2 separate regions of the Mus musculus genome follow, and region 1 is linked to region 2. The links are chromatin contacts, found by Hi-C or POLR2A ChIA-PET in ENCODE. All regions are on one chromosome and are shown on one strand. The core of a region is the stretch at or near the end of the contact, and the rest is flanking DNA. Distances in the headings are between cores, read along the strand shown.

The links. Hi-C counts contacts between places; a loop is a spot of excess contacts on that map. ChIA-PET counts read pairs that join two places held with the same protein, here RNA polymerase II (POLR2A).
Region 1: a map of v-Abl transformed pro-B cells shows a loop between it and region 2 (2.7-fold over the local background). The contact joins the promoter of 1810021B22Rik here to the promoter of Zbed4 in region 2. A Hi-C loop is called at or near these places in 1 of 37 maps with a recorded cell type or tissue (v-Abl transformed pro-B cells). POLR2A ChIA-PET finds 5 or more read pairs at or near these places in 1 of 5 experiments (embryonic stem cell).

The regions. Positions count from the first base shown.
Region 1 is chr15:89,074,378-89,077,649 of GRCm38, forward strand. It overlaps 1810021B22Rik (RIKEN cDNA 1810021B22 gene), which reads right to left and starts at 1,477. Exons shown (of 4, transcript NR_040417.1): 1 at 1,237-1,477. It overlaps Trabd (TraB domain containing), which reads left to right and starts at 1,687. Exons shown (of 10, transcript NM_026485.2): 1 at 1,687-1,764.
Region 2 is chr15:88,750,191-88,753,583 of GRCm38, forward strand. It overlaps Zbed4 (zinc finger, BED type containing 4), which reads left to right and starts at 1,521. Exons shown (of 3, transcript NM_181412.3): 1 at 1,521-1,612.

The DNA of each region.
Region 1 (3,272 bases), core at 227-2,726, 320 kb after region 2:
CACCAGCAGGTTATAGGGCAGCTCTGGTTTTCATCCCCAGCAGCCACTTAGCCAAAATAGAATTCTGGCACTTCAGGGTCAGCATCTAATGAAAAATGTCATGCCATCCTTTGCCCCTAGTCCAGCACTCTTCGACCTATGGGATATCTCGTATCAGATATCCTGCCCATGAGATATTATGATTCATAGCCATAGCAGAATTACAGTTAAGAGGCAGCAACGAAAGAATTTTATGGCTGGGGGGTCACCACAGCATGAGGAGCTATTAAAGGACCGCAACATTGGAAAGGCTGAGAACCACTCCCCTAGACAGGCAAGCAGGAAAGGTGGCACCATGGTCTGCCCACAGAAAAAGGACAGGCTCAGGGAGAACACTGCCAGCCAACCAGGGCTAGAACCCAGGCCCCTTCCTGACACTAGCCTATCAGTGGGGTTTTCAACCAAACAGTACGGGTACTCAGAGAGGAGCCTCATTGTGCTTTGTGAACGGGTAGAGTGGGCCTGGCAGTCTCAGCTCTAAGCCCACCCCTGTCTTCTGTTAAGCAGAATGAATGGGGCTGAGGAGGCCTGAAGAGGCCACAGAACACAGACATCAAAGTAGTGGACAAGGGGGGGGGGGGATGAATGGTGCTTCACTAAGGAGCAAAGAAGGCAGAGGTCCCCTTGAGGCCAGGCCCTCCGGGAGACCAGGAAGCTGTAAGAAGATGCTGGCAGGAAATACCTGTCAGTAGTCTCCATGCGGGCCTCTTGTGTAACAGACTGCTGGAGGGAATTCTGCCTGGTGCAGGAAGAATTCTCTTCCTCAAAGTGGCCGACTTCCAGGAGGGCCATTCACAGGTACAATGTCAAGGCAGGGTCTCCAAAAATCAGGGCCAGAGTTGTAACCCTTTGGAACCTGAAAGGGCTGGATGGGGCAGCTGGGAACTAGGCAGAGATTACTTCCCCTTTGGAGGGCCCGTGCCAGGGCCTGCTCCAGGTCGTCACTGCCTGGCTCTCACAGGAGCCTATCTTGGGGTACTCAAATGGAGACGTGTCCATTATGGGCTCACCCGGCTCCTCTCATCCACTCATCAACCCTGATCAGGAGGACCTGCAGCCCGGAGACCTGGCCTGAGTGGGCCAAGTGGCCTCTCTCCCTGCCCTACCCTTTAAGGTGCCCTAGGAGACTGGTGAGTTTGAAGCCTGCGTTAAGATACTGGGCACTTGCTGTCACTGGGGCCCCGCCCACCCTGAGACCTCCGCAGTCTCCGGGCTCTCAGTCACAAGCAGCTGAACACGTAGGAAGTCCTGATGGCCTGGGGCTGACTGGGCCAGCTTTTGTCCCTTTAGTTCTGCCCTTGAGCCTCTCCACTTGGCATGCGATTCTCCAAGGAAACCAGAAGGGCGCCTCGTATGATCCCTAGCTTCTGTCCCGGTCCAGTGCGCTGACGGCTCCCTAGACTCCAGGCCGTGGTGCGGACGGACGCTTCAAGAACGCAGCCCCGTCACACAGACTCGCCTGTGGGGGGCCCAGCACCCCGCGGTGAACTGGAGTTGCGCTCTAGGACCTGGGGGCGTCGGGCCGGGAGGCGGAGCCCTGCGCTTAGACCCCGGCGGGGGCGGGGCCTCGCGCGCGCGGCCCTGGGAGGTGTTTCCCGGCATGCTGCGCGGCCCGCACCCTCGGCCCGTCCGGCCCGTCCGGCCGCCCCGCCCCGCCCCGGCCCAGCCCGTCAGCCCGGCGACGCGCGCATGGAGGCCGGCTGAGGAGCGCCGCCGCCTCTCTCGGTACGCCGTGGCCTGACCGGGCGGGCGGGCGGGCCGGGGCTCCTCGCGCCTCGACGGCGCGGGCGGGAGGGCGCGGGCTGCAGGTGGGGACTGCGAAGACCAGGGTATCCGGAGCTCACCGGGTCGGGCTGACCCAGGACGGTGTAGATGCTCCTGGGCTCTGCTCCTGGGCTCGGGAGTCCCCGAGAGGACCCCGGAGGCTCAGAAGCGCCCTCGCTGGCTTTGGGACGTCAAGAGCTTCTTTAGAAGTGGGGACAGTCTCCAAGCTTTCGTGCTCCCCAAGCGGAGGGGCTGGAGGTCCGCTGGTCTTGTGCGACGCAGCTGTCCCTGGGCCTCCTTGTCTGTCTTGTCGCCCTAGGAAGACTCATCTTGCGGTGGCCGTGGTACTGGGGGCAGGATGCCAGCAGGGCTCTGGCACAGTGGACTGCTAGCCGGGAGCCTGCAGGCTCCTCCGGGGCATCTCCAGGTGGACAGAAACCAGGTCCCCGGGAGAGCTGGCCAGGCTTCTTCACCTCGGGTTTGTTTCCTCTTCCGGCCCTCAGCTCTGCCACACTTAGGTAAAATATGTCCTGCCTGAGCAGGTTTTCCCGGGTCCTGCAGTGGCTGGGCTCCCAGAGACAGACCAGAGGAGGCCAGGGCTTTTGCACACCCTGTCATTTCTTGCTGTCTTGGTTTTCTGAGTAGACAGTGAAGGCTTGTCTAGTTTTTCCAGTTGATCGCGGTCAGCTTTGGACCAGCGGTGGGGAGCAAGCTGCCATCCGAGAAACAAGCTGCCATCCGAGAAACAGTTTTGTTTTAAGAGATTGAAAAGCTTGATGGGTGTGTCAGATCAGGGTGGTAACAGGGTTTTGTGGATTGAGAAATTTAAACGTTTATTCCTCTTAGTATAGCTTTAAAGGTTGGCAATCCTAGGTCTAATGCTAGTCTTTCGGGTGACTGATGAAGGCTCTGCCTGTCCTGTCGCCCTTTCTCGTTGTGTCCTCATAGCTGTTTAGTGTCTCTTACAAGGACACCAATCCCATCGTGGGTCCTGCCTTATGGCTTCACTTGAGTTCAGTCGTCTCTTAAAACCTCTGCATGTTGATGTAATTATTTTGAGCCTCATATTTTCGGTGTATGGATTTGGGTAAAACACACTTAGTATGGATAGATCCAGAAGAGAGACGGCTGTGGGGCTGGGCAGGTGGGGAGCTTGACTGACGTGGCTCCAGTTACTTGGACCTAGTATGCCAGGGCCATACCTCCTTGTGGGCCCTGACATGAGTGGGCCTTTTCTGCTCTTTGAGCCAACCCTTCCCTCTTAAAACTGCAGACTACTGGAAATTTTCAGAGGCTAGTTCCCCTAGAAATTTAGCAGATGCTAAAAGTTCTGTTGTTTAGCATATGGAAGCATCGAGCCTGGTTGGTAGCAGGCCTGGAAAAGTATCCCTACAGTCCTGCTCATTCGGGGATGCTGGTTGACACGGCCCTGCTTGTTAGGAAATGCTGGTTGAGGCCTCTTTGACAGA
Region 2 (3,393 bases), core at 271-2,770:
TAAGCCTGCTCCGTGCGCTCCAGGCAAGCACCCTCATTGTCTTCTACTTCCCGTTTTCCTTCTTCCCCTGCACAGCCTGTGCAGGGCTAGGAGCACAGAGGGGCCATCTCCAGGTGAAGAGTTTGTGCAGGTGCTTCTGTATAAACAAATGGAAGCTCGTCAAGACTTTCCGGCTGGGCTGAGACATCCTAAGCTAAAGCTCAAACTCTCTCCTAGCTACTTTACTTGTTCTAGGCGCTACCCCTTAGCTCTATAGCTCAAGAACCCATGTCTCAACAGTTCTCCTGGGGCTTCGGAAATCCTTCATGAAGGCAGATGTTCTCTTTCCTCTGGGGTGTAGGGTACGAGGGGCATAACAAGGAGAGGAAGGTTACTGGGAAAAAACTTCTGTACCCTACGGGAACCTGCTAGCTGAGGACCTCCACCCAGGTCTTTCTGCTGTTCCCCATTGAGTCTCATATGGAGCCACCACCTCCACCACAAACATCAGCTTCCCTGAATGGAAGGCGAAGAAGACAGAAGCCAGGCTCAGGGTTCCACACCAATGATGACTTCCACCAGCAGTGCACTGGCAGCCCAACCACCTTCCCTTGAACTTAAAGACACAGAATCCCAAACCATGTCCATTGACCAGTGATGGTGAATCAGGGTAAGCAAGGTGTGACATCAGCACTCGACGCCTCCCCCGACCGCACCACCACCACCTCAATCACAGAAGGAAACTCCTAAACACGCAGAACAGGAGATGGGCGTAGGACAGAACTCCCGCATAAGAGAACAAGCTGTGGTCTAAAGTGTCATCAGAGAAGGACCTCTGGGATAAATTCCACCTGCAGAAATTACATGGTCCGCACAGGCATCTGAACTGGGGCGTTCAATGTTCAGCTCCTTATTTCTTTTACCCAAACATGGCCCCAGGCCCTGAGCAGCTAGCACCTGCTGTGTCTAGCCTCCACCCAAGGGCTACTGAAAGTGGTTGCGCGCAACGCCCCCGGAGAAGGCGCCCGCCTTGACCACAAGCCCGGAAGCTCCGCGGCCAGCCGTTGAGAGCGCAGGACCACCCTAACGGCCAAGCCCTAAGAAGAAACCACTGAGAACGCGCGCTTCTCAAACGCGCAGCAATTCCAACCAACCGCCGTGGCGACTGCGCCTGCGTAGTCTTCGGACCGAACGCCCGACAGGGCAGGTGCGCCAGACCGCGCTTGCGTAGTTTGACGGAGGAGGCCAGCGACCAGACCTCGTGTGTGTGAGACTGCGCCGGAGTAACCTGACCTCCGGAGATGGGGCGAGGGGAAACTGCGCCTGCGTAGTCTTCGTAGCTCCGCCCCGTTTGCCTAGCCGGGGCCCATCCAGCCGTACTCTAGGCATCCCCCCCCAAGGCGGGGCAGGTGCGCACGGACTGCGCTTGCGCACGACAGCCCCGCCCCGGGCCCCGCCCCCGACCCGCGCGGGGCCCTGGGAGGGGCGCAGCGTCCGGCGGCGTCGCGGGCGGCGGGGCTGGGGCGGCGGGAGGGGCGGCGGGGGCAGACAAAGCGGCTAATGAATGGGCGCGCCCGTCGCGCTGTTCGCAGCCCGCGGGCCCGCGCAGCGCAGCGCGGAGCCGGCGCCTCAGGTGAGTGCGCGCGGGACGCTCCAGTGGCGTCTTCGACGGCCGGCGCCGCGCAGGGGTTGGGGAACCGCGCCATTGTCCGTGCGCGGCGGGCCGGGTGGAGGCTGTGTCCCGAGACTGCGCCCGGCCCGGCCCAGCCCGGCCCGGCCTCTGACAGCTGCGCCTCGCGCCGCGGGCGGGCCCAGGCCGCGGAGGGGAGCGACCGCGGGACGCCCCGTGGGACCTTTCGTCAGGTGCCGGGCTCCCGCCACGTCGTGGCGTCCCCCAAGCCGGTGCCGGTGGGCGCGCGTGTCCAGGAAGGGGCGCAGGCAGGCGGCACGGCGGTGACACGGGTCGGTGTCACGCTTCTTGGTGCCTGCCTAGCTTGAAGCGTGTGCGTCTGGGTCTGACCGCGGAGGCTTAACGAAACTTAACTCAACGCTTTGGCTCCGTAGCGTCTTCACGGTCGCAGTACCTGCCGTCATTTTTTGTTCCTTTTGTCCTTTTTGGTGCGACCCACTCGCTTCTGCCCGGGATGGCTGCGGGTCCTCGCTCTCCGTCTGGAGGTTCTCACGAGGCTCCAGCGCGTCTTTTCAAGTCCCTGCAGCGCCGAGCCTCAGGAGGAGCGGCTGTCGCGGTTCTGGCGTTTGTAAAAAGGGAAGTCATTTGTTTTTGAAGTTAATTAGGATAAGATTAAGTGTAGTTTTTAAAAGGACACTTGTGCCTTCTGGCTTCGTAAAGCCAGTCAGCCAAGGCAAGTACATTCTTGTGACTTGGTAGGAAGAAAGAAATTTTCCCCTTTATATCGTGGTGATAAAAATTAATAAGACCAGGGAAATTTTAGTTTTGAGTTTTTTTTTTTTTTTTTTTTTTTTTAGTACTCTGAATAAACGTAGTTGCAAGGCACGAATTAATTCCATGCTAAGCAGAATTGAGAAGCTACAAGTTTGGCTCTACACCCTGAGGGAGTGGCTTGTGCATGAAGACATTGGTGCATGCTTTCTGTAATCTATATAAACTTTTTTCTATATAAATTTTTATATAGACTTTTTGTGTGGCTTTTATTTTCATGAGAAGATCTAGTTAAAAATTTTTTTGAATCTTTAGGAAGTTTCAAAGTCTCAGTGTGCTGATAGGTTTTCATCAATTTACACAAACCTAGACATATTTTGGAAGAGGGAACTTTTTTTAATCTCTTATTTTTAATGTTCATTGGTGTTTCACCTACAAGTATGTCTCTGAGGGAATGTTGAATCCCCTATAACTAGAGTTACAGTTTCGGTTGTAAGCTGCCTGTGACTGAATGGAATTGAACCCAGGCCCTCTGGAACTGTTCTTAATCATCTCAAGAGGAGCCATCTCTCTAGCCCCAGAAGAGGGACTCCGTTTTTCTTCTTCAAAATAATTTTTGAAAATTATTTACTAATTGGGTGTGCTTTGGTGTTCTGCTTGCATGTCTGTCTGTGTGAGGATGTCAGATCCTCCTGGAACTGAAATTATAGATAGCTGTGAGCTGCTATGTGGGTGCTGGGAGTTGAACCCAAGTACTTTGAAAGAGCGCCAGTGCTCTTAACTGTGGGGCCATCTCTGTAGCCCCAGAAGAGGGATTTTTTTTTTCTAAATAATATATTTTATGTGTGTTGGTATTTTGCCTGCATTTGTGTCTGTGTGGGGATATCAGAGATTGAAGTTACAGACAATTGTAAGCTGTCATGTGGGTGCTGGGAATTGAACCCCTGTCTTCTGTAAGAGCAGTCAGTGCTCTGAACCTCTGAGCCATTTCTCCAGCTCCTGTGAAGAGGAAA